5 separate regions of the Homo sapiens genome follow, and regions 1, 3, 4 and 5 are each linked to region 2. The links are chromatin contacts, found by Hi-C or POLR2A ChIA-PET in ENCODE. All regions are on one chromosome and are shown on one strand. The core of a region is the stretch at or near the end of the contact, and the rest is flanking DNA. Distances in the headings are between cores, read along the strand shown. Region 1 holds the start of MTPN (myotrophin). Region 2 holds the start of ZC3HAV1 (zinc finger CCCH-type containing, antiviral 1). Region 3 holds the start of WDR91 (WD repeat domain 91). Region 4 holds the start of STMP1 (short transmembrane mitochondrial protein 1). Region 5 holds the start of AGBL3 (AGBL carboxypeptidase 3).

The links. A loop is a pair of places that touch in the nucleus more often than their neighbours do. ChIA-PET counts read pairs that join two places held with the same protein, here RNA polymerase II (POLR2A). Pooled maps may share reads with other maps.
Region 1: a loop to region 2 is called in a map of OCI-LY7, with 9 times the contacts of the local background. The contact joins the promoter of MTPN here to the promoter of ZC3HAV1 in region 2. A Hi-C loop is called at or near these places in 1 of 168 maps with a recorded cell type or tissue (OCI-LY7), 2 of 37 single-sample maps with no recorded cell type and 9 of 50 pooled maps.
Region 3: a map of B cell shows a loop between it and region 2 (20-fold over the local background). The contact joins the promoter of WDR91 here to the promoter of ZC3HAV1 in region 2. A Hi-C loop is called at or near these places in 1 of 168 maps with a recorded cell type or tissue (B cell) and 4 of 50 pooled maps. POLR2A ChIA-PET finds 5 or more read pairs at or near these places in 2 of 52 experiments (B cell and OCI-LY7).
Region 4: a pooled map shows a loop between it and region 2 (6-fold over the local background). The contact joins the promoter of STMP1 here to the promoter of ZC3HAV1 in region 2. A Hi-C loop is called at or near these places in 4 of 50 pooled maps. POLR2A ChIA-PET finds 5 or more read pairs at or near these places in 2 of 52 experiments (B cell and activated T-cell).
Region 5: a pooled map shows a loop between it and region 2 (2.9-fold over the local background). The contact joins the promoter of AGBL3 here to the promoter of ZC3HAV1 in region 2. A Hi-C loop is called at or near these places in 2 of 37 single-sample maps with no recorded cell type and 3 of 50 pooled maps.

The regions. Positions count from the first base shown.
Region 1 is chr7:135,975,223-135,980,757 of GRCh38, reverse strand. It overlaps MTPN (myotrophin), which reads left to right and starts at 3,399. Exons shown (of 4, transcript NM_145808.4): 1 at 3,399-3,729. The coding sequence starts at 3,658.
Region 2 is chr7:139,108,415-139,113,852 of GRCh38, reverse strand. It overlaps ZC3HAV1 (zinc finger CCCH-type containing, antiviral 1), which reads left to right and starts at 4,133. Exons shown (of 13, transcript NM_020119.4): 1 at 4,133-4,829. The coding sequence starts at 4,522. RefSeq lists enhancers at 4,025-4,184, 3,977-4,480, 4,425-4,524, 5,105-5,234.
Region 3 is chr7:135,209,916-135,215,379 of GRCh38, reverse strand. WDR91 (WD repeat domain 91) reads left to right here and starts at 3,854. Exons shown (of 15, transcript NM_014149.4): 1 at 3,854-4,000. The coding sequence starts at 3,878. RefSeq lists a silencer at 3,612-4,151 and an enhancer at 5,322-5,464.
Region 4 is chr7:135,660,555-135,666,548 of GRCh38, reverse strand. It overlaps STMP1 (short transmembrane mitochondrial protein 1), which reads right to left and starts at 4,035. Exons shown (of 3, transcript NM_001130929.2): 1 at 3,955-4,035. The coding sequence starts at 3,969. It also overlaps the pseudogene RPL15P11 and the pseudogene RNU6-1154P. RefSeq lists silencers at 1,174-1,468, 3,941-4,160 and enhancers at 2,252-2,776, 2,777-3,301.
Region 5 is chr7:134,984,370-134,990,253 of GRCh38, reverse strand. AGBL3 (AGBL carboxypeptidase 3) reads right to left here and starts at 3,746. Exons shown (of 17, transcript NM_178563.4): 1 at 3,553-3,746; 2 at 2,258-2,379; 3 at 944-1,004. The coding sequence starts at 2,320. RefSeq lists enhancers at 3,055-3,314, 3,395-3,534, 3,545-3,844.

The DNA.
Region 1 (5,535 bases), core at 2,150-4,649, 3.1 Mb after region 2:
ACTTTCTCCAGCCTGTTCCCACGCTACAGAGTGTGCTTTCATTTTCAATAAATCTCTGCTTTTGTTGCTTCATTCTTTCCTTGCTTTGTGCATTTTGTCCAATTCTTTGTTCACAGTGCCAAGAACCTGGACACCCTCCACCAGTAACAGTATTTTATATAGTCAATAGTTACTGATACATGCCACCAGCTTTCCATTTTCTGGCCTTTTCCTCTAGAACTACTAGACCTTCCCCATATTATTACAGTTTTGCCAAAGGTTTCACTCCTGTGAGTATGAATCACCATCTTTACGGCTTCTCCTATCACTTCCTTTGTTGTATACTCCCCAGCCACTGAGCCAATGCCATTTATTTAAAGGTTTTGTTCTAGTAACATTCCCATTCTGACACTAATTTCTGTGTTAGTCAAGATTGGTTCAGTGTTCCTCTAGTAATAAACACCACAATTTCAATGGCTGAAAACAATACAAGTTAAATTCATATTCATCCTATATATCCATTATAGGACAGTGAGGGAGCTCTGCTCATTGTAGTTACACAGGAACCCAGACTGACTGTGTAGCCACTATCTTGCATGTTGCTAGTTGCTGTAGTAGAAGGAAAGAGTTCTGAAGGGTCTTACAATGACAAGCCTGGAAGTGACTCATTTCACGTCTGCTCATAACTAATAGGCCAAAATTAGTTACATGATATTATTCAACTACAAGCCAGGAAGAGCAGTTCTCTCTTGTGCCCAGAATGGCAGACAAAGGAATTATTTGTTTAACACCATGAATACTTACCAAAATAGGTAAACAAAAAAGATAATTAAAATACTTGTGACATGTGCTGTAAATGGGGGAAAAGCTGGGCCCTGTAAGTAATTGAAGGACCTATTTAAAGTGGGTGGTCTGGGAGGTCTCTCTGAAGGTTTGCATTGAAACCTCAAAAGTCAGATGGAGTGAACAAGACTTAGATGAAGAACATTCCAGAGAAGAAACAAGAAGCATAAAGGCCTTAGGGTGGAATGAGCTTGGTTTAGCTTGAAACTGACAGAAGACAAGATATTTCAAAATCAAAGAAACAATGGGGGTGGCAAGGGACTGTCATGAGATAGGAGATACTATCACCTACCATCAGCAGTCAGTGCACAGAAGGCCCTGAAGGCCATATCAAGTAGTTAGGATTTTAACCTACCTGCAATAGGAAGCCTTTGAAAGGCCTTAGGACAACAAGTGCATGTTTAAGTTTTAAAAGAGTAACTCCCAAAGTGGGGAATTATCTAGAAAAGGATGAGTGAAAATAGGACACCAACAGGGAGGCTATCATAGCACATAGCATCATAGCAGTGTAGACAGAGATGACAGTGACAGGGATGGGGGATATGTGAGGGTGCAGGGAGTAGTAATAGTGAAGATGGCAAGAAATGAACAAATTTAAGACATATTTTGAAATATTTACTGATGGATTGAATAAGAGAAAAGTTGAGAATGGGAAGAGTGATTATGACTCCCATGTTTCTGGTTTTAGTGATAGGGTGGTTGGCAGCGCCATTTACAGAGATATGTGGGGGACAACTAGGTTTAACATCTACAGGAGACCAGATCCTATTCTGGACATGTTAAGTTTGAGAAATCCAAATGAGTAAGAAGTTAAATATAAGAATAGATCACATAGGAAAAGTCTAGTTAAAGATTTTTTTTTTAGATGATCTTGCTCTGTCACCCAGGCTGGAATGCAGTGGTGCCATCATAGCTTACTGTGGCCTCAAACTCCAGGGCTCAAGTAATCCTCCTGCCTCAGCTTCCCAAGTAGCTGGGAAGGCAGAAGTCCGCCACTGTACCCAACTAATTTTTTTAATCTTTGTGTTTTGTAGAGATGGTGTCTCATTTTGTTGCCCTGGCTGGTCTCCAACTCCTGGCTTCAAGCGATCTTCCAGCCTTGTCCTCCCAAGGTGCTAGGATTACAGGCATGAGCCACTGCACCCGGCCAAAGATATAAATCAAGAGCTCTCAGCATGATGTAACTCAGAAATCACACAGGTGGGAGTGTGTTGGAGAAGAGATGGAGATTCTAGGACTTGCCTAACAAATTCCCCCTTGAGATTTGTTTCCAGAAATCGTATCACTATTGGGTATGTGGATTTGTATTTCTAATTATCAGGGAGTAAAATTAACAAATGACAATCTAGGTAGATGTTAATATTTGGAGGGATTTCTTCTGATTTGAAACCCATTTGCTATTCTACTCTAAATGATAGCAAAAAAAAAAAAAATACATTTCCAAACACTATTGACATCCCCATTTTACACAAGTGGAAAACTGAAGCAGAAGGGGGTTCAGTAACTTGCCCAAGAAGACACAAAATTAGCAAGAAGTGGGACCTGTATCGCAAACTAAACAATTTGGCTCCAGAGTCTGTTTGGAACCCCTACACTGTACGGCAATGGTGGTAAAGTAGCTTAGTTAATGTGTTTAGTGGGTTACAAATAATAGATTATATATATGAGTTTTATATATAGTAATAGTTATATATGTATATATATTATACGTATATTTCTAGCTCCAATAAGAGCTTTTATTGGATCTATGTTCATGTGCGCATGCCTGGATCATTAGGGTTGTGAGGAACAATTCAAGTGGTAGCTATGCACTATGGCATTACAACTAAACCCTAGGAAGAACAGAACTGACTTCACCAGAACAGTCCTGAAGTTTCAAACCATTAAAAACAAACAGTAAATTTAAAAAACGCAAATTGTACTAGACAGTTTGGTTTGCTCCACTTTACGGCATCAAACTGAATGCCTGGACGTCATTTGCTGGTCAGGAAGATGAGTTAATTTTTTTTTTCCTGCCACACACTTAAGTTTTTTGCTCCAGGGAACATTATACATAGTGTTAACACACTCAATTTACATTGTAGTTTTAGTGTTGAAGATTTCCTGGAGGGCAGGAATAGCGTTATTCCATCGTTTTTAGCCCAGTCAGACTGGATGACGGAGAGAGGGAGGGGTGAAAAGGAGGGAGGGAAGGGGAAAAGGCAAGGAAGAAGGAATTCAAATTAAACACTCTTCCTATACATTTTTAGAAGCTGAGCAAGATGCCCTCCAAGATTATGTTTTTTAAAAAGTAAAGTTTTTCCCATTAATGGTGGTGCAGAAGCGTCCTAATCCCATCGAAAGTACTCTCACTCTTCCTCCATTCGCTGTCTTGACCTCCCCCGGGCCTCCTTCATTCTGCCTCCCAGTCCCGCCCACTTGTCGCCGGCTCCTACCCTCCACTCTAGCCTTCCCGGCAGCCTGTACATTGCGCATGCGCACTAGTGGCGTTCGCGCCGCGGACCCAGAGAGAGGCGTTCCGCGGAGGAGAAGAGGAAGAGGAAGTTGGGGGAGGGTCCTAGCGGGGAGTGAACCGGAAGTGTAAAGGTTCCTGCCTCTCCTCGGCCAGGCGGAACCTCTCTGCTGGGCCCGGTGGCCGCAAAAGAACTTTCTTTCTCCCGCCCGAACGGTCGCCGCGGCCAACTGCCTCGCCCGCCTGGCAGCCTAACCCTCCTTCTCTTCTTCTCCTCTCCGGCTTCGCGCGGCCCTGCCTCCCTCTCGCCCGGCGGCATCCGCTTGCTGCTGCCACCGCCTCCTCATCTTCTGCCCGGCCAACCGGCCTGCCCCGCTGCAGTGATGTGCGACAAGGAGTTCATGTGGGCCCTGAAAAACGGAGACTTGGATGAGGTGAAAGACTATGTGGCCAAGGTAAGCGGGGATGAGAAGAGTAGGCGAGAACACGGAGGTGGGCTGGAGATGAGGCTGAGGAAGCTGATGGGAGCTGGACTGCGGGGATGGGGGTGGGCGGGAGGAGAGACTTCCTGGGTGGAGGCGGCACCAAGGAGAGAGGGGCGTCTAGGGAGGAGCTAAACTGAAAGAAGGGTCCAGGTAACTTGGTAGCGTTCTGTGTCAGGTAACTGCTGCGTTAATACAGTTAGGCGCTACCTGACTTCCTGGCCTCTTGGGGGAGGGGAGGAGTGGTGTCTGGCTCATCCAGAGTTTCTTCTGCGCACTGATCATTTGAGTTTGGCCCTCTTCTACACCAAAGTTACTTAAACCTTTCTTTGAATGAGGTAATTCTCCATCTTGGACTTACCCATTACTAAATGAAGTAACCTAAGTAATTAGGATCAGAGGAACATGTTTTTTAACTCTCGGCCTGGTGTGAAGTTGAAGAATTCATTGACCGTGAAAAGAGTACCGAAAATAGAAATAGTTAAAATTCTGAAACTGAGTATCACTTCACTGTGGTGTCTTAACTTTGGGTGTGGCCTTTTTCCTTTCCCCCACCACAACAAATACATATTTGCTTCAAGTGGTAAGGTTGTCAACTGGCATCTGGGAATGTTTAAGGTATCTGAATAGTTTTTAAACAAGCATGTTAACTTCAGTTATTCCATTCTTCTCCCTGATTTCACCTGAAATGCTTACATGTGTAGTAAATAGCAATGCAGTTTAGTGGCAGTGTATTTGGGGGGTAAAATCATGATGAAGAAAGACAAACTCAAACCTCAGCCCCAAATATAAAACTGAATCGACATTGTGGCAGAGTGGGAAACTTAAAATTCCAAGCTAGCCTGTCTTTCCATCCTGAAACTGTGCCTTTGTAATTATGAGAGAACTTAACATGTGATTTTAATTTAGTGATAATCTAAAATGAATCTTCCAAAACAAGTATAATTTTATGACAACCACGGATGGCATCTTGCTCACCTTCTAAAAGTGTGAGAACCCAGTCTAGATTTTAACTCTTCAAAGAATAGGACCTGACCTGGGTTTTTGCTTCAGAGGCTGTGTTAGGAAGCAAGTAAGCGAAGCAGTTTCTTAAAACTTACAGGATTGTGCAAGGCAAACTGCTGAAGGTTTTTACTTTATTTAATGCCATTACAATTTAGACTTTTTGGATGCTGCTTACCTGCTTAGTTTTTTGCAGTGGAGTTTTAGGACAGGCTGTCTTCTCGTCACTGCCTTCTCAGCTGGTAGCCAACTGAAACTTGACTTATTGGCTATTTCAATATAAAGCTAAAAGGTAGAAATTATTTGGTACACTTACCAGTGGTGGGACACTGCAATACTCTGGAAGTAAGTGGGCTTTTGTTTTCCTGTCATGGTGGAACCTAGGTTGTTTGATATACTTGAAATACAAAAAGTTGATTAAGTACTAACTGAACTTACAGCTACCAAAATAACACAATGTATTTAGTGTTTTCCTGACACATTATTTTATGTCATCCTTGTGAATACTGGGAAGTAAGTCCTATTATTGGTCCCATTTTACAGATTACTGAGATGCAGGATACTTAAGAAAAGTTATGGAGATGGTAAATTGTGAAGCAAGAACTAAATTGCTGACTCCAAAACTGAAACTCTTTAACTGCTCCACGCACTATCTCTCAGTCTAAGATCTAATTGTGAAAGCGTATCATACCAAGATTTCTAGTAGGACATTCCCAGGGTCCACATTCAGGCAGGTAAATTGTGCCCAAAGAATTCTCAACTACACAAAAATATTTA
Region 2 (5,438 bases), core at 2,884-5,383:
GATTATCCTGCCTCAGCCTCCCAAATAGCTGGGATTACAGGCGTGTGCTACCACACCCGGCTAATTTTGTATTATTAGTAGACACAGGGTTTCACCATGATGGTCAGGCTGGTCTGGAACTCCTGACCTCAAGTGATCCCCCTGCCTCAGCCTCCCAAAGTGATGAGATTACAGGCTTGAACCACCGTGCCCGGCCAGTAGCACCACTTTCTGGAGACTTAAAGATTGCCCGATCCACAGACATGGAATCACACTTAACATAGCATCTTATCAGGTGAATCTTTTCATGGCACAGAAAGTGGAGGGAATGAACCCATGAACATGGTACTATCCATGGTCCTATCATACACTTCACCACCCAGTAGCTATAGGATGAAGTATTGGAATGGCTAGTTAAAGATGGAGTCAAGCACCAGAATGGAGCTGATACCCTACAATGATGACACAGACTCCAGAACATCGTGGTATATGCCTTGAATCGGTCAAGTTAGTATGGTACTGTGTCCATACATGAGTCTGGAAAGAATGGGTAAGCCTGAGTGGCCCTACTTAGTATAATTCCAATGACCCCCTGCAATTTCCTCTCCCAGCAATGCTGGGCTCTGCAGAGTTATAGGTCTTGGTTCCCCAAAGGGGCACACTCTTGCCTGGAGATACCACAGAGATCCCACTGGACTACTGTGATGGCTGTCACCAGGTACTTTGGCCTCCTAATGGTCAGAGACTAGCAAGTAAGAAAGGGAATGGCCATCTTATTCGAGGTAACTGTTGCTGGTCAGCAGGAGGTGTGGCTGTTGTTACACAATGTGGGCAGGTGGAATATGTATGGAATTCTGGTGACCTATTTTGGTGTCTCTTGGTAATCCTTTGCCCAGCTGGGACTGAGATGTGCTCAGACCACTTTCAAATAGGGCACCCGACCAGATTAAGCTACTGAGAGCAGCTGAGGTGGTGGCCAAGGGTGAGAGGGATTGGAATGGATAGTGGTAGAGGGATATGATGAGGACCAGACCACCAGCTGTGGCCTTGAGACCAACTGCAGTGACAAGGACTATAGTTCATTCCACTAATTTCTCTCTGGTAAGCTTCCTTGTAGGAAGAGTGACCCTGAAAAGCCTGTTCCCTAAATACAAATGGATAAAGAAAGCCATGTAGTACAAAGGGTGGACTACAGCTGACACAGGGTGGCACTCAGGTCAAGCTTGCAGCCCAGCTTTGAGGAGCATGTTTAGCCAATATCCTCCAGCTTTAGCTCTTTCAAGATCTGCCCCAGCATTCGAGCTGAAGTCATCCACTTCTCTGGTGGCCCCCACCGGTGACTGAGCAAGGCAGTACAAGGGCCTAGCCTTTTCTGTCCAAAGCTGGACTCCTACTCCAGAGCTCCTCATTGGGCTGGCAGAGACTTTGTTAGGTCCGCACAAAAGTCTGATAGGCCCCATGGATCAATCATGCTTTTTCCTTTGACTTTTTCTGGCATTATGCCCCAGAAAAAGTGCAGAGAAAGTTCTGCACTCTTAACTCCATGTCAGGATCTCCTTCCTGGAGAACCCAATCTCTGATGGCACATATTTCAAAATTTTTCAAAATGTCTCCTTTTCCCTTCCCAGAACTCCTTAAATCACCTTTCTCTTTCACTTTCCCTTTCTTTTTTCCTTTCACTTTCCCTTCTTTTTTCCCCTTTTCCTTTTCCTTCCTTTTTTTCCTTTTCCTTCCTTTTCCCCTTTCCTTTCCCTTCTTTCCTTTCCCTTCCTTCCTTTCCTTTCTCTTCCTTTCCTTTCCCTTCCTTTCTTTCCTTTCCCTCCCTTTCCCTTTCCATTTCCCTTTCTCTTTCATTTTCACTTTCCCTTTCCCTTTCTCTGTCACTTTCCATTTCCGTTTCCCTTTCCCTTTCCCTCTCTTCCCTTTCCAAAAGGATCTTCCTCTGTTGCCTTTGCTGGAGTGCAGTGGCACAATTGTAGCTCACTGCAACCTTGAACTCCCGGGCTCAAGAAATCCTCCCGCCGCAGCCTCCCAAGTAGTTGGGACTACAGGCACATACCACTATGTCTGGCTAATTTTTATTTTTAGTGGAGATGAGGTCTCGCTATGTTGCCCAGGTGGATCTCACAGTATGTTGCCCAGGATGGTCATGATCCTCCCGCCTTGGCCTCCCAAAGTGTTGGGATTACAGGCACAAGCCACTGCACCTGGCCCTTAAATCATTTTTCATGGCTTCAAATTGGAGGAGATTCTATGTCTGTACTCCCAACCACTGTAGCCAAACTAGACTCTTCAGTCTCTCATCTTCTATATTCCCATTGTGGCATTTACCCATGAATTTGCTTATATTTCCATGCATTTTTTCATGTCTTCGCATACATGCTCCTTGAGTGCAGGGACTGTTTTTTAAACTTCTGCATGTCCTTACATTACTAACTAATGTAAATACCACATAGAAGATAGTCAATAAACATCTAGAACTTAGTTGATTTGATAATAAAAGGTCCCTGGGAACCTGTCAGACCACAAATAAGGCCAAGTGGATTAAAAGACAACTATAGAAGCAGCAACTAGAGGGAACAAGATGTCCCTCTTAGACATCCTAAGATGATCCTATGTGGCCCCCATGTTTGGCTGGTTTTCATAACAAAGTACTCTATTCCTGAAAGAGGGTTTATATACCATGAATGACAAAACTGAGGAGAATTCTCATTAATCATTTTGAAGAATTTCTAAGTTAGCAACCAGAATCTATTATTTTTTAAAAAGATGTATTTCTTATCTGATCAAATGACCCATCTATTTTATTTGAAGATGTTGGAAAAAAAAACCTTTTTTCTCTTCAACTTGTGTCCTGTCTTTGGGGGCCTAAAAATTAACTGGCACTAGACAGATAAATAGGAGAAAAGACAAAGTTTATTTACACATGCATGCAGGAGCTTCCAGTAACAGAAAACTCAAAAGTAAAGGTTTATATACCTCAACTTAACAAAAAGGAAAGTTTTAGGGCTTCAGTAGGAGAGTTTGGAAGTTTTGATTGGGTTGTTTTGTGTTTTTGAGACAAAGTCTCAGCGCTATCCCCCAGGCTGGAGTGCAGTGGCACAATCCCGGCTCGTTGCAGCCTCCTCCCGTGCTCAAGCAATCCTCCCACCTCAGGCTCCCGAGTAGCTGGGACTGCGGCTGCACACCACCATGCCCGGGTTGTTTTTATTATTATTATTATTATTATTATTATTATTATTATTATTATTATTGAAGAGAGCTCACTATGTTGCCCAGGCTAGTCTTGAACTCCTGGGTTCAAGCAATCCTCCCACTGCCTCGGCTTCCTAAAGCGCTGGGATTACGGGCTGAGCCACAGCACCCAGCCCATTGGGTTTTTTGGTGCTAATGGTAATGGGACAGTCTGTCTTCCTGGCAGCTGAATACTCCGAGAGGCTTTTAATGGCACCATGTTTTCGGGAGGTTTTGCTTTAGTCAGATAAGGGAAGTTTCATTAAGATTTCTTTCTACATCTTCTGTAGCTCAATGTTTTCACTTAAAAACAATCTTTATGTCAACTCTGGGGGTCAAAGTACGTCCCCACGGTGGAAAAGTTCTTGTCCCAATCTCTACGGGGAGGAACCGATCTGAAATCTTGGGATATGTCTTAGCATGTCCACCGTGATTGAGGTACAAGCAGTGGTTCAGGGCACCGAGTTAGCGATTCTAGGTAAGCAAGACCATGTCAAGAAGTGGTTTGTCCAAAAGTTCGTGAGAAGGCAGAAACGAGGGAGAGTGGCAATCGTTGTTCTTTAAGAGGGCACGGTGGTGGAGGAGAAACTTGCACATCGGGGCCTGGGGTACCACGATCTGGGGCCTGGGGACGCGATTTGGGGAAACTCGGTGGCATCTGGGCTCCGCTTGATGCCAGTGCGTGTTCGTGCAAGTTACTTCCTCAAGTTCAGGGTGAGGATAATAATATCTACCATGTGGAGTTGCTGGGAAGATTCACTACCAACAGAGGCAGAGCGCACGGCTCGCAGGAAGCGCTCGCTAGGGTCTGCTCTTTCCGGGAATGGGTGGGGTGCGCACTCCTCAACAGGGCTCTCAGGACTTGCGTCACACGCCTCAGTCGGCTGGCTTATAAAACACCGGCCAGAGCCCCAAGATCGCTTTTAGTTTCTCTTCTTTCTAAAGAAGGCTCGCGGAGCCCGGCTGGAGAACCTCACCCTCGCCGAGCCTAGAACCGAGAGGGGGCCACCCCAGGCGGTCACCAGCAGATTTGCCCGCGCGTTCTCTTTCTTTCCACCCAGTTGCCCTTGCGGCCGGCTGTAAACCTGCCACTAGGACCCGGTCGGTGAGATCTAGCCTCTTGACCTGAGAGCCGAGAGTGGATCGCTGGGCTGGGCTAACGGCGACGGAGAGCGCGCCCTCGCTGACTCCGGGCGCGCCCAGCAGTAGCACCGCCCGCGCCCGCCCCTGGACACTTGTAAGTTTCGATTTCCGATTTCCGCGGAACCGAGTCCCGCGCCGCGGCAGAGCCAGCACAGCCAGCGCGCCATGGCGGACCCGGAGGTGTGCTGCTTCATCACCAAAATCCTGTGCGCCCACGGGGGCCGCATGGCCCTGGACGCGCTGCTCCAGGAGATCGCGCTGTCTGAGCCGCAGCTCTGTGAGGTGCTGCAGGTGGCCGGGCCCGACCGCTTTGTGGTGTTGGAGACCGGCGGCGAGGCCGGGATCACCCGATCGGTGGTGGCCACCACTCGAGCCCGGGTCTGCCGTCGCAAGTACTGCCAGAGACCCTGCGATAACCTGCATCTCTGCAAACTCAACTTGCTGGGCCGGTGCAACTATTCGCAGTCCGAGCGGTGAGTGCACCCGGAGGGAGGGGCGCTGTCCGCAGCCGTGGTCGGGGTGGACTGTCCAGGCGGGCAATGTTCTGGGAGGGGCACGGCTTCGCCGGGACCCCGCACCTGACAGCCTCCGCCTCCAGCCACTCCCTTCTCTGCTCCCCTCTGGGAGCCTCTGCAGGGCCCGCGCTTCTACCTTTGCAGTTCCCTTCCTTCCGGCACCTCCAGACATTTTCTCGAGAATGGCTAAAATGCTAGTGCCTGGAGGAGACCAGGCTCAACCTCCACCCCTTTCCCCGCCCGCCCGCACGAATCAGAAGAATAAAGTGCTCTGGAGCCAGCCAGGGCCTAGAGAAGCGGTAGGCAGGTTTGGGAAGGAAGGAAAGAGCCTCCCGTCTTTGGTATCTTGAGTCTTTCCCTCCCTACTACCTCCTTCCCTAGACGTGGCGGAGCCAGTAACCCAGCCGCCCTGGGCCCCCGGTCCGTCTCCGCCGGAGCGAGCCGCAGGTCTCTCTGCTTGTCCCTCCCTTCCCGGTCACCCCCATGCCCCTCATCACCGCTTTTCTGATGCCTGGCGCGTAGCAGGGGTGGCCCTTTTCCAGGTTCCTGAAGTTGTAGCAGCCGCGG
Region 3 (5,464 bases), core at 2,605-5,104, 3.9 Mb after region 2:
AGTGAATGTCCTCAACCAAGGCCAGTGAGCCTAATATCTTTTCTCTCTCTTTCCACTGATTTTGCATCCTTGGACTCTAAACCATCTTAGGTTGATTTTGCCGTTTAACTCTCAGTGGGAAGTACAATTTCTTCATTCCCAAGATCTTGGAGGGTAACTCACTGTAGCCTCTAAATACTTATACCTTTCACTATTGTAAATAACTTCCATTATTAAAGATAAGTTGCACTTTTATTAAAAAAAACCCCATTCTGCATAAATCTTATTTTTAATGTTTAAATTAATTTACTTTCTTTTTTAAAAAAATAGAGACGGGGTCTCCCTATGTTGCTCAGGCTGGTCATAACTTCTGGCCTCAATCGATTCTGCCACTTGGGCCTCCCAAAGTGCTAGGATTACAGGTGTGAGTCACTGTGCCCAGCCTTTTTTTTTTTCTTTCAGCTTATTTTTAAAATTATTTTTTTAAGGGAAATTAAAGAAATTAAGTGGGATCACTGGGCTAAAGAGTAGAAACATTTTGGAAGCTTTGATAATCTATAAATTGACTCCTAGAAAAGTAGCTCCTTCTGAAGCTTAATGACAATGCCCCTTTCATTTTATGTTCACCAACAGTGGGCAATACATTTTAAAAATTACTAATTTGAGAAGTGAAAAAGGGTATCTATTGTGTGTCACTGATTTTCAGTGAACGAAAGATTAACATATACATAGGCTGCCTCCTACAACAAGCATGAGGGCTACCAATAGGAAACCTGTGAATTACTGGATGGATCATTGTGGGCCATTTCCAGTTTTCAGAGGTGCTCATGACTTTTTAAGGAACTGACTACAGTAAGAAAAGATTTATCTACCAAAGGCTATGGCGATGGATGCTCTCTACTGAGCATGTAACTTGGCACTATCTATGAACCAGACAGTGGGCATCCAGCAGACAATGAATCTGCTAGTGTCTTGATTTTGGACTTTCCACCCTCCAGAACTATGAGAAATAAGTTTCTGTTGCTTATAAGCCACCCAGTTTATGGCATTTCTAAAAAAAAAAAAAATTGCAGCCCCAAAGGACTAAGACAGTGACATTTGAGCAAATGCGTGAAGGAGGAAAGGCAGCTATCCCTGTGGGTATCTTGGAGAAGACATTCCTGTAGAACAAACGGCTTGTACTTAAGCTCTGAGGAGCTGCCTTTCATTGATCAGAAAACTAATCTTAGCTGGTTTTACAGGCTCTGGTCTGGGAAGTGTCAGGGCAGATGGAGGTGGGGGAGGTGAGAACTATGGTTGCAGACTTCAGGTGCCCTTAGGGAAATCTACTTCACAACTTTCCTGTAGGTGGAAGCTTTGGTGGTTGCAACTTGTCCAAATTTTCCAAGTTCACTTTGATGATCTGAGATCTCAAAGTAGGAGTTGGTCTCCCAGTAGTCACAGTGGTGACTCTCCTTTCCTGCCCTTGAGGCAAGTTTAGCTGCCTGGAGGGTACACTTGTGGAGACAGGTAGGGCAAACAAAGAGGGCAGAACAAGGTCTGTCTCGTCCTGCTGTGGCTTGCCCTGTGCTATCTTTTTGGCTTTCTCTAGTGTAGATCAGAGCCCTTTTGGAGCTGAATTTCCATAGAGTAGGAGTGGAGGGTCTGAGCAGAGGGGCAGCAATGATTCTGAGTTGTATTTTGACAAACACGAAAAGTCATACCATTCGAGGGAAGGAGAAGGGAACACTCCATGCATTTTACCAATAGGCCATTCACTGTGCTAAGCGTTTTACATACACTGTCTTATTAAATCTTCATTACTACTGTGCAAGGTGGGTGTTATTGTCACCATTTTTTTTTTTTTGAGACGGAGTCTCGCTCTGTCGACCAGGCTGGAGTGAAGTGGCGCGATCTCGGCTCACTGCAAGCTCCGCCTCCCGGGCTTACGCCATTCTCCTGCCTCAGCCCCCCCGAGTAGCTGGGACTACAGGCGCCCGCCACCACGCCCGGCTAATTTTTTGTATTTTTAGTAGAGACGGGATTTCACCGTGTTAGCCAGGATGGTCTCGATCTCCTGACCTTGTGATCCGCCTGCCTCCGCCTCCCAAAGTGCTGGGATTACAGGCGTGAGCCACCGCGCCCGGCCTATTGTCACCATTCTGCAGAAGCAAGTCTCAAAGATATTGGCTATTTTCCTACTTACAAAAATACGTGCACCTTGTAAAAACTTCAACAATAAAAAGAAAGTAAAAAACAAGAAGTCCTTCATAGTCTCACCTCTCAGATAAAACCACTCCAATTGTCACTTGGTATCTGCAGGGGGTTGGTTTTAGGACCCTCCCTAGAAGACCAAAATCCATGGATGCCCTGATGTAAAAAGGCCTAGTATTTGCATCTAACCTATACACTTCCTCCTGTATACTTTAAATAATCTCTACATTGCTTATAATACTGAATACATTGTACATGTTATGTAAATTGTTGTTATGCTATATTTAATTTGTGTTTTTAAAAATTGTATTCTTTTTTAAACTGAGACGGTGTCCTGCTCTGTCACCCAGGCTGGAGTGCAGTGGTACAATCACAGCTCACTGCAGCCTCGACCTCCTGGGCTCAAGTGATCCTCCTGCCTCAGCCTCCCAAGTAGCTGGGACCACAGGCAGCACCACCACGCCCGGCTAATTTTTTTTTTTTTTTTTTTTTGAGACAGAGTTTCGCTCTTGTTGCCCAGGCTGGTATGCAATGGCGCGATTTCGGCTCACTGCAACCTCCACCTTCTGGGTTCAAGCGATTCTCCTGCTTCAGCCTCCCGAGTAGCTGGGATTACAGGCATGCGCCACAACGCCCGGCTAATCTTGTATTTTTAGTAGAGACGGGGTTTCTCCATGTTGGTCAGGCTGGTCTCAAACTCCCGACCTCAGGTGATCCGCCCACCTCGGCCTCCCAAAGTGCTGGGATTGCAGGCGTGAGCCACTGCGCTCCGCATTTTTTTTTTTTTTTTTTTTTTGTGGAGATGTGGTTTCGTCATGTTGTCCAGGCTGGTCTCCAACTCCTGGGGCCAAGAGATCCGCCTACCCTGGCCTCCCAAAATGTTAGGATTACAAGTGTGAGCCACTGCGCCCGGCTATTTTTTATTTTTAAAACTTTGGAAAAAATATTTTCAATCCTCGTTGGTTGAATCCGTGAATGCGGAACCCGAGGATGCAGAGACCCGACTGCATAGGAACTTGGTGTATAATCTTCCTGAATTTAAAAAATGTACACACATACATACCTAATTTTTTTTTCACAAGAAACCAGGACTATAGCGTACATACACTGCTATGAAATTTGCCTATCCTAGCAGTGCATCTTGGTTATCTTGCTGTGTAGCCAATTCGTCTTACTAATGAAAGCAGAGATTTGGGGGAGTTAGCGCTCTCTGAGGACACGCGTGTTGTGGCTTCACGCAGGTCACTCTGCTCTTAGGGCTCCAGCTTCCTCCGTGTAGGAGGAGGGCAGGGGACCGGGAGCTCTGCGATGTAACGCCAACCAACAGGGCGCCGCACCCCCTGCCCGCCTCGGGACTACCTGGGATGTTCTTAAGATCCAGTCTTGTTTGACGTGGGTGGCAGCCGCCACTTTCAGTAATTCAGACAAAGCCGCCGCCGGCGCCGCCAGGACCTCCCCTCGCCACTCCTCGGGAGGGGTAAGGGTGACTCGAGCGGCCAGGCGGGCTGGGGCTGGCTCAGGGGCGGGGCCTCGGGCGGGGAGCCGGCCGAGGGGCGGGGCCTCAGGCTGGTCGCCCAGTGCGTGCGGGCTGGTAGGCCTGTCGCGGCGTGACGTGCTCGGCGCCCGCGTCCGGCCCCGCCCCATTTCTCCCAGGCCCCGCCCCTCCGTCCCTCACCGCACCACCCCTAAAGACGCTAGCGCTGCGATGGCGGAGGCCGTGGAGCGCACTGACGAGCTGGTCCGGGAGTACCTGCTCTTCCGCGGGTTCACGCACACACTGCGGCAGCTGGACGCCGAGATCAAGGCGGACAAGGAGAAGGGGTTCCGGGTGAGAGGCCGGCGGGAGCGGCGCGGGCAGAGGCGGCCCGAGGGAGCCGGGGAGCGGGCTTCCCCCCAGCACTGCCTCCGGGGCGAGAGCGGCGCTGTCACTCGCGCCGGGGCGCCGGAGACCTCAGCGCGTCCGACCCCAGCTTGACGGATGAGGAACTGAGACCCTCAGACGGACAGGACCTGCCTGAAGCCGCCCCCCGAGTCAGGAGCATCGCCGAGGCTGGAGCCCCGATGCCCCGGCTCCTGGTCTAGGGTTCTGTCTCCACTCCAGCCTCCTTGGCCAGGATGGCGATGAGGTTTTAGGAGCCGAGGTTAGGTAGATGGTTGCGTTTTGGCAACAGATATTCGTGTTGGCTTCCAGTGGCAGTGGAAGCAAAGAAGTCTGCAGTCCAAAACGTTAGCTGCGTTCAAGTATCTGCGGTGTTTGTTTAAAATGGCCTCGTCAGGGACTCATCGGCAATTTTGCTTCTGCAGTTGTGGAAGACCTCATGGCACATTAGAGAAACCCAAACTTCCCCTGCTCTAAAATGATTTTCCATTGCGAGGTTCTTGGAATGTATATGTGTGTGATTTGTATGTTTGTGTGTACTGACTTCAATGAGAGGCAGTGAGCTAACAGCAAGAGCACTGGAGGGGAGTTAGGAGATCTGGTTTCCTGCCTGGCCAAAGTTAGTGGCTACTTAGTGGCAAAAGCAAATCATTTCACCCCTCTGGGCTTCAGTGGCCTGATCTATAAACTAGGGGCATTGGATTGGTATTGATATCCAAACCCTTTTCCAGATTCTGTACTCTGCTGTAATTGCTCCTCACAAGAAGGTGACTTCCTTGGCTGACACTCTGAGCAGCTACCACGGCTTCGTGGAACTTTGATGACTTGAAGGAGTCAGTCCATGCACCTCCTCATGATCCTTGGGATCTGGGAATTGTGGAGATTGTCTCATAGCTCTTCTTCACCCCACCCCCTTTTTTAAAAATGTGAGGTAACTGAAACTACAGTTAAGCAACACTGCCATTTTTTTTTCTTTTTTGACAGAAAGTCTCACTCTGTCGCTTAGGCTGGAGTGCAGTGGCACGATCTCAGCTCACTGCAACCTCTGCCTTCTGGGTTCAAGCGATTCTCCTGCCTCAGCCTCCCGAGTAGCTGGGATTACAGGCGCGTGCCACCACGTCCAGCTAATTTTTGTATTTTTAGTAGAGTCGGGGTTTCACCATGTTGGCAAGGCTGGTCTCGAACTCCTGACCTCAGGTGATCCATCCACCTCAGCCTCCCAAAATGCTGGGATTACAGGCGTGAGCCACGGTGCCTGGCCTGATGACACTGCCAAATTGATCAAGTAAGTCAGAGGCAGATCCAAGATCTGGAGCCAGATCTCTTAGGTTCTGGGCCAGAGCCCTTTTACACCTGAAATTTCCGTGCTTGCTAGAGGGTCAAACCACTTCTCTAACATCAGAAAATTACTGA
Region 4 (5,994 bases), core at 2,786-5,285, 3.4 Mb after region 2:
CCAACATGGCTGTTTCTACTAAAAATACAAAAATTAGCCGGGGATGGTGGCACACGTCTGTAATCCCAGCTACTTGGGAAGGTAAGGCACGAGAATCGCTCGAACCAAGGAGGCAGAGGTTGCAGTGAGCCGAGATTGCACCACAGCATTCCAGCCTGGGTGACAGAGTGAGACGCTGTCTCAAAAACAAAACAAAACAAAGACATAATAGTGTAAAGGTTTCAGAAGCATAAGTCATCAGGAGGGCCTCATGGAAAAAGATCAAAGTGGGGCCTTGAAGAGTATTTAGGAAGGCAAAAAGGATAAAGGGAAAACCGGCCGGGTGCAGGAGCTCACGCCTGTAATCCCAGCACTTTGGGAGACCGAGGTGGGTAAATCACTTGAGGTCAGGAGTTCAAGACCAGGCTGGCCAACGTGGTGAAACCCCATCTCTACTAAAAAATATAAAATTAGCCAGGTGTGGTGGCATATGCCTGTAATCCCAGCTACTTCGGAGGCTAAGGCAGGAGAATCGCTTGAACCCGGAGGCTGAGGCAGGAGAATCGCTTGAACCCAGGAGGCGGAGGGTGCAGTGAGCCAAGATGGCACCAGTGCACTCCAGCCTGGGTGACAGAGTGAGATTCTGTCTCAAAAAAAAAAAAAGCAACAGATTACAATAACACAATAACAACATCATAGGCAGTGTGCACAAAGCCCCCAGCAGTGCCATCATGTTAGCTTCCCGCCAAAAGCATCCTTAAAATAACTCTAGCTAAACCTTACGATTAAGGAAGCAGTAGCTTCCCTCAGGTAGTGTTGGTAACTATCTGCAAAGAGGTGTCTTTTACTGCAGTAAAAGAAAGGGGGGTGCTCACTTTGGCAGCACATACACTAAAACTGGAATGATACAGAGATCAGAATGGCCCCTGCGCAAAGACGACACACAAATTTCTGAAGCACTGCATTTAAAAAAAAAAAAAAAAGTCTAGGAGCAGTGGCTCAAGCCCATAATCCAACACTTTGAGAGACTGAGGTGGGAGGATTGCTTCAGCCTGGGAGTTCAAGACCAGCCTGGGCAATATAGTGAGACCCTATCTCCACTATTAAAAATAGTAATAATAAAGGGGAAAAACTGCAGTAAAAGAAAAGGGGAAAATCACAGGAACAAGGTCTCTTCAAGATAGGGACAAAGGGAGAATATTTTAATCTGAGGAGGAATATGAATAATGGAAGGACGTTATCACCAACACAAGCAAGTGCAGTGGTTTTCAAACTGTCCACAAATCACAACTGTAGGAGAAACATCTTAGACGGTTCCAAAATGTGTAATGACAACGCACTGCTTAACTTGTGACTGTTTCATCACTTCTAAACCTTTCCTATCACCTACCCTTCTGAGAGAAGCTAATCCCCACTTGAGAAGAAACTCAATCAGGGTTCAAATGAACCCTGCAAAAGAAAAACTGAACACTATCTGAATCCTTGTTGAGTGCTCCTGTTTTTAAGTTCTTTAATGTGTTAACTCATTTTTAATCCTCACAACAAAACTGTGAGGTGGGTTTGCATTTTCAGATGTGGAAATGGGAGCACAGAAAATTTCAATAGCCCACCCACGCTACCACAGCTTGAAAATGATGGGAGGCAGAGTTCAAACTGAGAAGTCTGACTCTGAAGTTTAATCTCTTAAACACTAGAACATGATGGTCATTTTTTAATAGATGAAATGACTGCACACAAAGAGAAATACTTGCTCAACTTTAGAGTCAGTGGCTCATTTGACAGAGGTGGAATCAATGTGAAAAGTAATGCTATCCACTTATTTAAAAAAAAAAGCAATGAGGTGGAAGACCAGAGGGTGAGAGAACATCAGTGTTCAGTTACTTCTGAGCTAGGAATATAATTGACAGCTTTAGCATCTCTCCTTAAATACTGAGAATTCTGAATTCTCAAATCAGAATCTGACCAGGCACAGTGGTGGCTCATGCCTGTAATCCCAACACTGTGGGAGGCCTAGGCAAGACCTGTCTCTACAAAAAAAAAATTTTAAAATTAGTCACGGGTGGTAGTGCGGGCCTGTAGTCCTAGCTACTACTAAAGAGGCTGAGGTGGGAAGGCTGCTTGAGGCCAGGAATTAAAGACTGCACTGAGCCATGATTGTGCCACTGGACTCTAGCCTAGGTGACAAAGAGAAACCTTGTCTCAAAAAAAAAAAAAAAAAAAAAAAATTAACACACAGTAAAAGTTTATTGCAAAACCAAATAGACTCATTCTGCAAAACCACTTAGAAAGTTAACTGTAATTGAATCATGTCCTCTCAGTTTATCAATGAGCAACAGATATAGTAAGCAGCTCAATTACATCATTCTATACTCTGGAGCTAAGTGATACCGCTTTTAATCTAGTGTTTACTACAAGAAAATGACTGTCATTATTCTGAACTCCTAAACTAACATCTAGTTAGGACACTACAGAAACTCCTAGAGGCAAAGGAGCAGCCCTGTCTTAGCTGGGCAGATTAAGGACACTCTTTTGACTAATTGGATTTAACAATCCATTACCATCTTTCAAAAGGACAAAAGGGGTGCATTTTGTGTTTTAATCTCTTTGATAAAGATACAGCATTTGGGGCCGGGCGCGGAGGCTCACGCCTGTAATCCCAGCACTTTGGGAGGCTGAGGCAGGCAGATCCCGAGGTCAGGAGATCGAGACCATCCCGGCCAACGGGGTGAAACCCCGTCTCTACTAAAAATACAAAAATTAACTGGGCCTGCTGGCGCGCACCAGCTACTCGGGAGGCTGAGGCAGGAGAATCGCTTAAACCCAGGAAGCGGAGGCTGCAGTGAGCCGAGATCGCACTACTGCACTCCAGCCTGGCGACAGAGCGGGACTCCGTTAAAACAAACAACAAAAAAAGATACAGCATTTGAGCCGGGAGCAGTGGCTCACGCCTGTAATCCCAGCACTTTCGTAGGCTGAGGTGGGTTGATCACTTGAGGTCAGGAGTTCGAGACCAGCCTGGCCAACTTGGTGAAACCCGTCTCTACTAAAAATACAAAAATTAGCTGAGCATCCTGGTGCGCGCCTGTAATCCCAGCTACTCCGGAGGCCGAGGAGGGAGAATCGGTTGAACCCGGGAGGCGGAGGTTCCAGTGAGCCCAGATTGCGCCACTGCACTCCAGCCTGACGACACAGCGAGACTCCGTCTCAAAAAAAATAAAAAATAAAAAAAAATAGAGGTTGAAAGCATCAAGTTTTGAATGCACAATAGCTTGGCAGAAAAACTTTCACTTGAAAATTTGATGAGCAACTCCTGGAACCTTCACCAAGCAATTTTTGAAATATACCGAGTTTTGCCAGAAAACTCGTTTTTAACTCAAATAAGGAGCCAAGAGAAATAGTCTGCTTACTCATGCTTACACATTTTGGGAAAAATTACTTGTATACCAGTGTCTGACTCATTCCTCCAACTCTGAAAGGTCTGATGAGGACTTAGCCTCTCGGACTTCGTGAGGTGGCTAATTTACGGTTTATTCCTGGCCTTCCTACCTCCTCAGAAAAGCCAACTAGCAGGGCTCCACAGCAGGGACCGGCCGGCGACCATGTAATGGAACAGGAGCGCAGAAAGAAAGGGGGGCGGACTACGAAAAGTCATCAAGGACCACACAAGCTTTAATACAAAGATTGCACAATGAGCGCGGGGCGCGGCACACAATAAGAAGCTCTGGAAACGCACACTCTCTGACACCTCAAAGTTTTAGGGACTTGGATGGCTGCAGAAAAATATTGGCAAAGGGATTTTCTGGGGAGGCAGGAAGAAAACGGCCGCCCTGCGAGGCGACGACCAGGCGCGGGGGACGAAGGGACCGCTGGACCCACGCCCAGGCCGGGTCGGCGGGGTCGGCAATCCTCAAGGGGGAAATGGGGTCCGAGGCACGCCCCAGGCAGCGGGCCCCGCTCTTCGGCAGCTCCACTCACCAGGAACTGGAGCATGATGTCGGTGGGGAGGGCGAGGAGGGCGCGAAGGACTGCAGCAGCTCCGCGGGCCGGTCCGAGCCTACCTCCCCATGCGCGGGGGGGGCGGAACCCCTCGTCGACTTCCGGGTCACGCCACGCCCCGCCCCGCTCCTCCCACTCAGCCCGCGCCCGGAAACGACTTGCAGTGTCGCAGCGCCCAGGTTCCCCCTGGCGGAGCGCGTTGGCCTCACCGCCTGAACCGGCGGGGCAGCGAGCGCGCGACAGGACTTGCGAAGAGCAAGTCCCGAGCCTGGCTGGGCATCCTTGAGCATCCCGCCTCTGTAAACCTGGGCCGAGGCCCAGGAATCTATATTATTCTCAGCACGCGGACTATTCTGATACACAGCCCAGTTTAGGGCTCTCTAACCTAGAAGGACGGCATGAGCAGCGGGTCCCATCCCTAGGTTCGCAGCTGAATCGTGGGGGCTTTTGCAGCATCCTCTACTTGGGCCCAGCTGGACTTTGCGGGGAGGAAAGGAGGCTTGTAGCTCTCAAAGCTCCGCAGGTGTGCTGTGTAATCAGCGTTGTGTAATCAGGTGTTGTGTAATCAAGGTAGAGGCTGGGTACCGTATGGGGCCCATGCTGCCGTGTGCCGCACGCCAGTCACTGAGATGATGAGTTTTGTAGCAGAGAAAAGGTTTATTCACCAGGCAGCCAGCCGAGGAGACGGGAGAACAGATCTCAAATCTGCCTCCCCAAAGATGGGTTTTAGGGATATTTATGGGATAGAGGAGCAGGGTGGTCTGAGGTGTGGGGAAAGGCGGTTGAAGGTAAGGAAAAGTTTGGCAATGGGTTATCTGCGCGAGGTAGTCAAGCTTCATGGCTCTTTATAGGATACATGGTCACAAAATGACATCCTTAGCATGATCTGAGTGTGGAGGTTTTGGCCCTCTAATGTCAGAAGGACACCCATCGGGCTTTCATGCAGGCCCAGTTGAGAGGTTGGTGGTTTAAACTGTACAAGAACTGACCCCAACTTCCTGAAAAACAAGAAACCTTTATCAAGCAACCCAGATGTCAGAGATGTTATCCATAAGGAAGATAGTGGGAGCTTAGATATATATTGTTTAGCTCTGTGACTTTAGCTATGTGGGTTTTTTAATCCACTAAAAGCAGGTGACTAAAAACAAGTGAGAGAAGTTGCATTTGGCAGGCCTCATCAGGTTGGCTCTCAGTTTCACTGGCCTAGCTGGGTTTCTTGCCTGGGATGGCCATAGGTCCTGTTGACAATTTGTATCATCGCCACAAAGAGTCTGTTCTGTCAGTCTTCCGGTCTGTGTATGTGTGTGTTTTTTTCTCTCTTTCTCTTTTAAAGAATTTATTTTAAGCCTATTATACCACACAGTATGTTTTAAACACTAACTCCCTAATAAGATATATAACTCCCTAATAAGATAAAGCAAAGACAAAAAAAGTTCATCTTATTAGAAACAAGATACACCATCCCTTATTGTCTTCAAAAATTATTGCACTTTAATTTTCATAATTTGACAAAGCATTCATGAAACAATCTGCAGACTAGTTTTAACAGACAAATAACACCTGTAAGCAGACATGACTGTCCTAAATTATTAGGTACGAATTTTACAAACTTTTTTTTTTTTTTGAGACGGAGTCTCGCTCTGTCACCCAGGCTGGAGTGCAGTGGCGCAGTCTCGGCTCACTGCAAGCTCCGCCTCCCGGGTTCACGCCATTCTCCTGCCTCAGCCTCCCGAGTAGCTGGGACTACAGGCGCCCGCCACCACGCCCGGCTAATTTTCTGTATTTTTAGTAGAGACGAGGTTTCAACGTGTTAGCCAGGATGGTCTCGATCTCCTGACCTTGTGATCCGCCCGCCTCGGCCTCCCAAAGTGCTGGGATTACAGGCGTGAGCCACCACGCCTGGCCCAAACTTTACTTATATTAGTGGTAACGGTGGAGCTGGAGAGTATCACGCCTTCTCCAAGCTGCCCAGCAAGAACCATCAATAGTGTGGTGGAACTTATGGCACTTTCCAAGGCC
Region 5 (5,884 bases), core at 2,497-4,996, 4.1 Mb after region 2:
TCTACTGCAGAGACACAGGAACACTTAGGGGTGATTAAATGTTTTACATCTTGCTTTTGGTAATGTTCTAAACAAAGGAAGCAACATAAAGGGATTAGTATAAATGGGCAATTCAGACCAACTAAGAATATGAGTAGATAATAAGCCTATAGAAGTAATTCTCAATTTTTCTAGCAATCCCAGAAATGCTAGTTAAAGGAGTGAGTTATCTCCTGTTTTCTAATAGCTTGGCAAAATTTAAAAAACAGAAAAGGGTAGCAGGGAAATGTCCACAAAACAGTACTATAAAATTTCTATGCCTATGGGTATAGATATGTGTATATGCAAAGAAGTTCTAGAATGATACACACCAAACTAAGAATGGTGGTTATTTCAAACAGGAAGATTTATTTTAGGATGGTGGCAAAAGACAAAAGAAAAAAAAAAAGATAAAGGCCTTAACTCCAATTTCAGAGTATTTGTGACACATATGTAAATATTTAGTAGAGATATCTTAGAGTTTGAAAGTACAATTCTAAGTATAAATCTTTAAAAATTAAGTATACATCAAGATGTCCACACACATGTTCAGTTGCAAATGAATGACTTTATTAATGAGACTCTTTAGACAATGTACTTCGTTTAAATGAAGATGTACTTCTAACATAATCTGTCCGTTATAACTTGAGTCATACAGTCAATACATTTAAACAAATGACAAGGTAAATCCTTATGTTAAATATAAGATAATCACCACTTTCATTTATTATTTTCTAATATAAAATAGGCTTACCTAAAACAAACCTGAAAAGTTTGAACTCTGCAAGTAGATACAGTTCTCTTTCACAATCTACTAGAATAATCATTCCCTATATTATTCAATCTGACTTTTTAGTTTCCTCATCTTCTTTTTTATCCATTCAAAGTTTTATGCTAAACAAAAACTATATGAATAGGTTCAAACCTGTTAAAAGTGCACACCGATGAAGATCTTCACTTACAAATTTCATGAACATATCCTCATCCTAAAATAAGAATTTAAAAATATTTCTCTTTTAAAAACCAACAGTTTTCAAATCCAGAATTTTTTTACATCTATTTTAGTACTTGGGATTGAGTATATGTCTTTAACCTTTAATAAACGAGAAAATTAAAGGATTATTATCAGCTACTGGTCTCAATGCACCCAACACTTCAAATATCCTGAAACCTTAAAGTTTGCATCTTTCATTCCTCCTCTTCCACTGGGTGTGGTCATAATAATGACTTTATGGAAGGAATAAAGTTTAAAGATTCTTGATAAACCCGGGAAAACTATTTAAATTAAGAATAAAATTGGCCGGGCGTGGCGGCTCATGCCTGTAATCCCAGCACTTTGGGAGGCCAAGGCGGGTGGATCACCTGAGGTCAGAAGTTTGAGACCAGCCTGGCTAACATGGTGAAACCCCGTTTCTACTAAAAATACAAAAAAAATTAGCCAGGCATGGTGGCACATGCCTGTAATCCCAGCTACTCGGGTGGCTGAGGCAGAATCGTTTGAACCCAGGAGGCAGAGGTTGCAGTGAGCCGAGATCGCGCCATTGCACTCCAGCTTGAGCAACAAGAGCGATCTCAAACTCTGGCTCAAGAAAAAAAAAAAAATTAAATTAACAAAAAGAAAAACACAGAAAGCCATAAATCCTTTAAATAGCTAAAGTAAGCTTTAAGAGCTTATTTCGGGACATTAGTTTACATACATAATTTATACTTTAATAAAATTTGAAGGAAATCTCGCAGCCTATGTAGTAGAAAAAGACTAAAGAATTTTAAATACTACGTTTTTCCCCCTTTTTCTTCTTCCATGTCTCTTCCTTTATGACATCAGAGCCACAATAAACTGTTATGGTGATACACAATAAGGTTAGAACACGGTGGTTCTACTATGATTCATACTACGATGTAACACAATCCAATCAGCACATAGAAGAAAATAAGTGGACATCAATCCTAAAACTAAAACCCTACTAATAATTTCATATACAAATTTTAATAAAACCTAGAAGAATCTTAGCTAAAATATTTTCTCAAAAAAAATACAAATATAGTTTCTCTTTCTAGACAGGGCATAGTGTTCCCAGTGATAGCTTAGCTTTTTCAGCCAAATTATTTCCCAACTTCAATGACAATAATTTAAACATCCAATTGATTTTTATATCCAATTGATTTTATAATATTTTAATTGGGGATTTATATAATACAAATTTTATCTCCAAGTAAAATAAAGTTGAGAAAAACATACCGATTCATCTTCATCACTGATTGTTCTGTCTGAATAGTCTTCCTTTTCTGAATCTTCTGACATCTTTTCCAGTGTTTGACTTGAGATTTCTTGTAATATACGGGTAGGCTGTAAAACAATTTCTAAGGAAATTATATGACAGCTTTTCTTTTCAAGCTGTAGGTGTTTACTACATTAAATGAGTACTCAAAAATATATTCAATTGTATTTAACAGTCACAACAGTCTTCTCTAAAAACTAATTAGAATACAACTAATAAAACCTTCAATTTCAAAGAGTTAAAGGAATTTTCCATGACTATACGAGACAACAACCACAATAAGACAAATCAAGCAAATCATTTAATTAAAAGGAATTTCCAGAGTATACAGCCAAATCATTCACATTTTATATTTACAATTAAATACTACACAGCAAGTTCAGAATGATCCTGAGGCATTAAAAGATAATGAATTTAAAAATTATAGTCACTTACTGAAATGTAGCAATATAATTTTAAGTTTTCTCCTTGATTTTCACTTGACCAAAAGTTCAAGTGACAAGACTTTACATTTTGATTATTATTCTGTAGATACTGTCTGTTCTAATATTCATTTATATTATTCTTATTCTTAGAAATCTAAATAGCTACCAGAAGGTTGTATTGGTAATGACCATTACCATTCTATGCAAGTATCTTCCCATGTGGGTAATATCAAGACCAGGGAATAATCGAAATTTCTTGTCAAGTTCCCATCGTTCTTGAGAGACCAAAGGACTCGACAATTTCAAATCTATTAGTTTACGCCCCTCTCTACAGGAAGCGTGTTTTGGAGCGTGGACTACATATAAGTTAAGTCCAAGCTCTATGGCAAATCACTGCCAATGCCACGGAACCGACTGTCTCATAGATGACACCTTCAGTCCTAAGAAACTGAAGTTTCTGCCTGGGCATCACAACTCCACATTTGGAAAATCCGACTGGCCTAAATTCCATTCCTTACAGGTGCACACAGGGCGCACGAAGTGCTGACCTGCTGCGGATACAGCTCTGGTCTCAGGAAACGGCCCTTATCCACCGGCGCTCCGCGGGTGTCTTCCACCACTGCGGAGGAGGGGCAGATGCGGGCGCGTCCACGCTTAGCCGCGTCCCGACAGTACCAAGGCGTTTTTGGCGGGAAGCACGATGAGGCCACAACTCCGGGCGGCCGAGTTCCTTCCCGCACTCACTCCTGGACACCTTGGTGTGGGGAGGCGCTCATTTTCCGGGGCGCGCTCGCTTCCCGCAGGGGGCGCCCCGCCTTACTTCTGCATACCTCACCGTCCTGTCGGGGCCGGCACCTCGCTCCCACGCGAGTCCTCTGGCCAGGCCAGTCGTCGCTTCCGTGCGGGGAGAATATCTCGGGATCTCGCGATCTCGCGGAGAACCCGGTATCCAGCCGCTAGAAGTAACGCCACTGCTGGAGATCCGCAGCCCCAGCCACACTCCCAACTCTCGTCATCAGGCAACGGGTCCGCCCTCGCGAGACTTCGGACAGCCTTCGGAGATCACCTAGCAACCAGCTCGGAGGAAAGGAGCCTGCGTAGGTTTTGGCTCCAGGAAGAGGGATCCCAGAGGATGCCGGGAACTCGGGGTGGGCCGCAGGGCGGTCAGAGAGGCTCTCAGAGAGGCTTTGGGGTCTGTCGGGAGAATTTAGGAGTGGGGAAGACCGGGCAGCTATTTATTCCCAGTGGTCTGCACTTCGGCTGTTGCCTCAGAGGAGGCAGTAGAGCATGCTGGTTAGGACTGTGCTTTGGAGCCCACCTGACTTTTAACAGTGTGACATTGAACAAATTAATTACCTGGACTTCATGGGTACAATACTTGTAACTACTACTTGGAGATGTTAGAATATTAAAAAGTACGTTGGTCTTGATTTTTTACAGACTGAGTTCCATTCTACACAATTGTGCGATTAATTCGCTTATTCGATTCTGGAAAATGAGGCTTTTCTCCTTAAATACTAAATGGAGAGTCATAGATGAACTAGGGTGAATTCTCAAAATTATCAGCTCAGAGATTCTTTATAGCAATCGTCAGCTAGCATATTTAACACTGTTTTCCTGATGACTGCAAATCACTATATGTAGTCTCATTTAGTTAACAGACGTTATTCATGAACATCCCATATTGATTTTTTCCCTCATCTTTAGCTCTACAGGGTAAGGTAATCTATTTGGAAAAGTTTTCCAAGTACAGCTGAAAAAAAGTCTAGATTTTGATGATATAAGAATGTAAATAAACACTTTTCACAAAGCGTTATATGTCATGAGATTCGTGATATTGTAGAAATGGAGATAATAAATGGTAGCAAGTTTGAAAGTAGAATAAAGGGCAAAGCACTATGGCTTAAGCATGGAAATGGGTTAACATAATCTCTTTGTATTTTGTAAGTATCTGAAAATAGGTGTTTTTGAGGTCAGCAGTTTAAAAGTATGAACCTTCCAGATTAGACCTTGGCCAGAGAATATTAATAGAGTATATCTTAGATCAACCTCTTGAAAAGTAGCTCTTATAGTTGAAGCTTGTTTTATGCCATACATAAATCACTAAAGGTGACATGCACAGAGAAATCTTTATTTATGTAATCTGTTTTTCTGTTGGATTTTAGTCATGGCTGCAAGCCATAGGATGTCAGCTGTACAAGGTAAAACTGAGAAATGGTCTAACCAGGTTATATAAGAAATTAATGGCAGGGCTGAGAGACTTAAGTCTCGTGATTTTTAGTCCAAATAGTTATATTATCACATACCAAGTAGTCCATGGGAAGAAAAATGATCTTAATGCATAATTTTAAAAACTTAGGATTTTTTTTTTTTTTTTGAGACAGAATCTCACTTGCTCTGTCGCCCAGGCTGGAGTGCTGTGGTGCAATCTCAGCTCACTGCAACCTCTGCCTTTGGGGTTCAGGTGATTCTCATGCATCCTGACTAGCTGGGACTACAGGCACGTGCCACCACTAATTTTTGTATTTTTTAGTAGAGACGTGGTGTCACCATGTTGGCCAGTGTGGTCTCAAACTCCTGGTGTCAAGTGATCCGTCTACCTCAGCCTCCCAAAGTACTGGGATTACAGGTGTGAGTCACCGTGCCTGGCCAAAAACTTAGGAACTTGGCAAAACTTTGAAAATGATATTCATTCATTATTTTATTAACAACTTTTTTCTTTTTAAAGACAGCTCTGTCACCCAGGTTGGGGTGTAGAGGCACAATCATAGCTCACTGCAGACTCAAACTACTGGTCCCAAGAGATCCTCATGCCTTGGTATAACAAATTCACTGGATGGCTGCTGCCTACTAGGGACAGTTCACTATTGCAAGGAAAAAAACCAGACATTTATTGTGGAGGTTATGTTCTGGTGGGAGTAATCAAACAAACCAATGATGATAATAAAAATGATATCACTCAGACAATAACCGCTATGGAGAGAAATCAAGTAGGGGGGAAAAAAAAGAATAGGGGATGCTGGGAGTGGGGGGCCTTGCTAGGTTACTCTTTTAGATGGAATGGCCAGGGAAGGCCTCTCTGGCTAGGGGGCATTTGAGCAGAGGGATGAACTGTAGGATGTCTTAGGGGGAGACTCTGCCAGGCAGGGTAAGCAGCAAGTA